Linked DNA regions of Homo sapiens: region 2 is linked to region 1. Evidence: chromatin contacts called from ENCODE Hi-C data. All regions are on one chromosome and are shown on one strand. Each heading gives the region's core, a stretch centred on a gene start or an enhancer-like site at or near the end of the contact. The rest is flanking DNA. Distances are from core to core; before and after follow the strand shown. Region 1 holds the start of TLR4 (toll like receptor 4). Region 2 has its middle 320 kb from the start of LINC02578.

What was found. A loop is a pair of places that touch in the nucleus more often than their neighbours do. Pooled maps may share reads with other maps.
Region 2: a pooled map shows a loop between it and region 1 (2.5-fold over the local background). The contact joins the enhancer-like site here to the promoter of TLR4 in region 1. A Hi-C loop is called at or near these places in 2 of 50 pooled maps.

What each region holds. Positions count from the first base shown.
Region 1 is chr9:117,702,987-117,705,808 of GRCh38, reverse strand. It overlaps TLR4 (toll like receptor 4), which reads right to left and starts at 1,406. Exons shown (of 3, transcript NM_138554.5): 1 at 1,244-1,406. The coding sequence starts at 1,336. RefSeq lists enhancers at 1-720, 836-1,336, 1,307-1,376, 1,387-1,436, 1,337-1,837 and 1 more.
Region 2 is chr9:119,003,210-119,006,031 of GRCh38, reverse strand. No RefSeq gene overlaps it. Among named protein-coding and RNA genes, the nearest start is that of LINC02578, 320 kb to the right of the region's middle. Within about 2 kb of position 1,296, at least 12 of the 41 ENCODE cell types and tissues checked have a DNase peak (open chromatin) inside an H3K27ac peak, as active enhancers do.

The sequences.
Region 1 (2,822 bases), core at 157-2,656:
TTTTAAGGAGAGTAATTTGTTAGATTGAAGCCTAAGGAAAAATAATAACAACAAATGCAAGTACATAACAAACAAGAACGTGCAGAATGAATTAAAGGAAGAAGACTGGAATCAGGAAAGCAGTTAGTGTGTAAGAGTCAATGCCAGGGGAAATGAGGGCCTGCCTTACAGTGGAACTAAGGGGATGGGCAGGGATGGACAGGCTTCAGGGACTGACAGGAAAAGGTACATGGGGAAAAGAAGTCAAGTTTGGCTGTGGTTTTATCTCGCAGTGAGCCTAATTAGAAAATCTATCTCCATTAACCTAACAGCAGAGGGATACAGAGAAGAGGACAAGGAGGAGGACTATGGGCAGGGAATTGAGGGAAGGGATGGCTTCAAGATAATGAATTAGTCTTTGCTAAATATTACTTGATTTTCTCCTATATCCTCAACTTCAGGACTGCAGCTGGCTTTTTCTCTCTTGAGTTTCTGACCCTGCCTCACTGTAAATCATTTTCTTAGCTGTTCGGCTCTACTATGGGTTTCTAAAGCAACTGTGAAGTCTGCGCAGGGGAAAAACAAAAGAGATCCATCATGAATAAGATTACCAACCAGCTGATTGGTATTTCACTAAGAAAGAAACTGTTGCATTAGCTGACATTATACATATTTCCCTCTTGCTTTTTTCTTCTCTCTCTCTCTCTTTTCCTTTTTCATTCTCTTATTTTTTTCATCCTCTGGACTAAACTATATTACTGCATACAGAAGTCTGACACCCACTTAGAAAGTTCTTTCTCTAGAGACACACACACAAAAGCCATCTTTTTCCTGAGATTGAAAGGAGCAGGGTGACTGCTTGAAGCTGAGTGTAAAGACCACCAGTGGGAAGAAATGACACTGAAGCAGTCTGCTTACTCTCTAGTGAAGAAGGTATTATAATTCTCTTACAGATGCGAAAACTAGTCTCAGACAGGTTTGATAATTTCTTCACAGAGCCACAAGGTAGCAGAGCAGGGACCTTAAGCAGATCTATGTTATCTCATGCCCCTGTTAGCACTCAAAATTTCCAAATGGAACAAACCCCCAATGGCTGCCTCTAGTGCCCTGTAACAATGAATTATTTGATCTCTGTGGCTTCTTGAGTCTTTAAGGTAATTTAACTCTTTTTTTTTTTTGCAAAAATAAACAAACCAGGGCACACAGTGAGAAGTTCTGGGCAGAAGTGAGGGAAAGTTCAGAGGAGCTGACTCCAGCCACATACCTCCACGCAGGGCTCCCAGCTTTCTGGTCTCACGCAGGAGAGGAAGGCCATGGCTGGGATCAGAGTCCCAGCCAGGCGCGAGGCAGACATCATCCTGGCATCATCCTCACTGCTTCTGTGAGCAGCAGTGGCCCTGTGAATGCGTGGCTCGCTATCACCGTCTGACCGAGCAGTTTCTGAGGCACTGGTGTCTTCTCTTCCTCGAGCCGCCCCACAGCAATTGGTGTATTCAAAGCAGTTCTGGGCTAAAGGGTGAGAGGAAGTGAAAGCGGCAACCTTAGCATTCTGGACTTTTGTTTCTCTAATAGTTATCTCTTTTGTCACAGGAGAGGAAGTTAGAAGAAGAAAACGCCTGCAGACCAGTGGCTAAAGAAACAGCAAGAGGAAGCTAGTTGGCTTTTATCCCAATTAGTCATCTGACCTCTGCCTGGGCTTGGTGAATTTAGGAAAACAATCAGGTTCTATTAAAATAGCCCTTGTAACTCTCTAGGATGACGGTGATTTTCCAATTTTGTTTCAGCTGTGGAAACACTATTTGTATTAGTTTGCTGGGGCTGCCATAAGGAAATACCACAGACTGGGTGGCTTAAACAACAGACATTCATTTTCTCACAATTCTAGAGGCTTCCAGTCTGAACTCAAGGTGTCAGCAAGTGTGTCTGAATTCTAATCTCCCCTTCTTATAAGGACACCAGTTATGTTGGATTAGGGCCCACCATAATGACCTCATTCTACCTTACATACCTCTTTCAAGGCTCTCTCTCCATATACAGTCATAGTCTGAGGTAGAGGGGTTAGGACTTCGATATGTAGGTTTTTGCAGGACACAATTTGGCCCGCCCCTTCTTGTGAAGAAACTCACATACAAAACTGAAAATAAACCTCAACTGAAACACAGTTTGAAAAGTACAAGAAGATTGGGAAAAGTCTGGGATTTCAGAATGGAATATACTGAAGTTCAGATCTCAGCTGGGTGACTCATGGCTTTGAGGCATTGGTCAAGTCATGTAAACCGCTAAGCTTTACTTTCTTTCTTTTCTTTTTTCATTTTCTGTATTATGGTAAAATCACATAACATAACATGACATAACATAAAATTTATTATCTTGACCATTTGTATGTGTACAATTTAGTGGCATTAATTATGTTCATATTTTTGTACAATCATCACCACTATTCATTAATAAATAACTCCCCATTTCCCCTTTCCCTAGGCCCTTGAATCTATGCACTACTTTTGTCTCTATAATCTTGACTACTCTAGGCAGCTCTTAGAAGTGGAATCATACAGTATGTATCTTTTTGTCACTGGCTTATTTCACTTTGCATAATGTCCTCAAGGTTCTTTTCTGTGTAGTATAGATCAAAGCCTCCTTCCTTTTTAAAGCTGAACAATATTCCATTGTATGTATAGACCACATTTTGCTTATCCATTTGTCTGTTCATGGACACTTGCATTGTTGCCACACGTTAGCTATTGTGAATAATGCTGCCATAAACATGGTTGTACAAATATCTCTTAAAGTCTCTGTTTTCAATTCTTTTGGATACGTACTCAGAAGTGAGATTGCTGGATCAT
Region 2 (2,822 bases), core at 47-2,546, 1.3 Mb before region 1:
CCACTACGCCCGGCTAATTTTTTGTATTTTTAGTAGAGACGGGGTTTCACCGTTTTAGCCGGGACCATAGCTGTTTTTATGCAACATTGGCAGAGTTGAGTAGTTATGACAAAGGTCTTATGGCCCACAACGCCTAGAATATTTATTATCTTGTCCCTTGCAGAAAAATAGTTTGCCAACTTCTGGTTTAGAATACTAGAAGTGTTATTATTGGATAATAATTAAGAATAAGGAATTAAGAGTGAGATAGATACTGTTTCAAATTCAATAAAAATGCTATTAAAATAACAAAAATAACCATGTGTCAACTATGTGATAAGCATTTTACTAATAATTTCAAAAATTTCATTTAATGTGCTAATCACAGCAATTATATAACATAATTATTGTTGTACTCAATTTACAAATTCAGAGATAGTTTACCTGAGTCACACACCAATTAGAATGTAAGAATTCAAACCCAGCTCAATGTGTCTCCAAAGCTCAAGCTTAATTAATTTGGATCAGGAAGGATGAATAGGGAATTTGCCAAGCTGAGGGAGAGCATCTGAGGCAGAGAAAACAGCCCCTGCAAATGTGCTGAGGCATGAATGCATGTTCAAGAAACAGGAAGGAGCATTGGAATGCAGGAGGAGACTAGACTAGGAAGGGCAATGGACTGGGTAATGGAGAGGCTGGAATGCCAGGAGAGAGTTTGTCCTTGCAGTTTCTTTAGCCAGGACTGGCTGGTGTCGATAAGCTACTTAGTGATGGTGGAGAGTATTAAAGCCCTGGGACATGGATTTCTCCCACTTATGAAACTTTTTTTGTTGCATTATGACACTCTCTAGGAGGTCAAAGGTGACTCTTTACGGCATAACCATCCCTAGCTTATTGTTTAGATCTTTATCCTTTATTGGAGAGAACAGTGCCTCATCCTACTCAGGATGCTGCTCGTACATAGTTGCTCAATTCTGAAATTTACTCACAACAATTAAACAGAAAAAATATTAGCCTGCAGGAGATATAATGGAATTGGAGGCCTGGCTCATTTCAGAGATTGCAGATGCTATATTATTTTAAAAGAGGCGCAGGAATGCTGTAGGACACTGACTTCCAGGGCAAGGTCAAGTGCTCTAAAATGTCATAGCTCTGGGCTTCTGTTCACCAACTAGAACAGTCAACATTAGATATGACCAGTTTGCATTTTTCATGCTGTCCAGAAAAGGAGACTGGGGCACCATAAAAGGAATGGCCTTCCCTGGGTCACAGAACTGGTGGAATGCTGGCTTTGTGCCAGGAAGGTTGTGTAATTTGGATTCTACATGGTTCAGAGTAGCGAGTTGCACTGGTCAAATGATCTGAATATGACTGAGGAACCACTTGACTGCCCAGATAAAATCTGCTTCAAGACTTTGGCTGGACAAAGAGAGAATTATATCCTATTCTGAAAATTATGTTTAGTAAAAGGATTGGGCATTTACAACAGAGGGACTTTCAATATTTAGAGATGGAAGGAAAGGCAGATCTCAACTCAAAATATGGAAACACATTCTGTGAATTAGAAATGATAGTGAAATAATTTTAGTCAGATGATATTTGAGAGCTTGCTCATCACTTCTCCTCTCCCACAAAATTTTATGACACAAGGCCCTAAGTATGTATGCATAGGAATCTAAGGAAGTGTAGCTCGAAATGAATTCTAAAGGTACAAAATGGATTTAAAGTCCTGTTTTATGTTAACATCCCATGCAAACTTTGCATTAAATTGAGCAATATGTCTCTTTTTGTTTTAACACAGCTTTTGGAATACTTATTATCCTGTAACATTGATTCTTGGCACACCCCTGGAGGTATAGATGCTGTAATCTGAAAAGGAGCAACTGATATCATGTAATAATTAAGATAATAACATCCCACAGTTGAAATAGGCTCTTGGAATCACCCTTTCTGATTACTGTCCAGTGCAGATATTTGTGTGCAGGGTAATTTAAGGTCATCTGATGTCCCTTGTAATTCCGAGAGTCTATGAGCTCAGACTTCAATGAATCCCTACACCAATATATTCCCAAAAAGCTGATGTTCTCACCTCTTACATATTTCATATATTTTATATTAATAGTACTATACACATACACACACACATATCATGTTTCATAAAAAGACAAAACTTTAGATTATAGGCTTTGAAGTCAGGGAAATCTGGTTTCAAATTGTAATTCCATAGATTTGGTTAGTGCTGTGATTTCGGGTATGTTTCTTAACCCTGCTTGCCTCAGTTTCTTTATGGTAGAGTGGGAATAAAAACACCTTCCTCCCAGAGTTGGTGTATGTATTAAGAGGTAAGGAACAAAAACATTTTACCACAGTGCCTAGAATATACAACCTGTACAGCAAATGAAAGCTGGAGTTTGTGTGTGTGTGGGCAGGGGAGGTGGGTGTGTGAGTGTGTATGTGTCTACATGCATACCCATGCCTGTTTATGTGTGTGCTGTTTCTTATGGTGATGGGTAAAAACCAAATGATACACTTAATAAAAATGTGTGGACTTGAGCAGAGTTGAGTCACAGTTTGGGAATAGAGGGGTTTATGGATTCCAAGCCTAACATGTAAACTGAAAGAACAGTCCACTGAAAACATTTGTTCCTTTACTTCTTGGCTCCAGGAAGCTCCTGACATAAAAAATTCTGGAATTCAGTTCTGTAAAACTGAGAGTCTGAATTTCTTCTATGCTCAGACATATGCACTGCATCCCCAGACACAACAGATGGCCAGCTCTTTGCACACAAACCAGCTTTGTAGAAAGGCACTGGGCATAACAGGGAGGAGAGAATCTCTACACC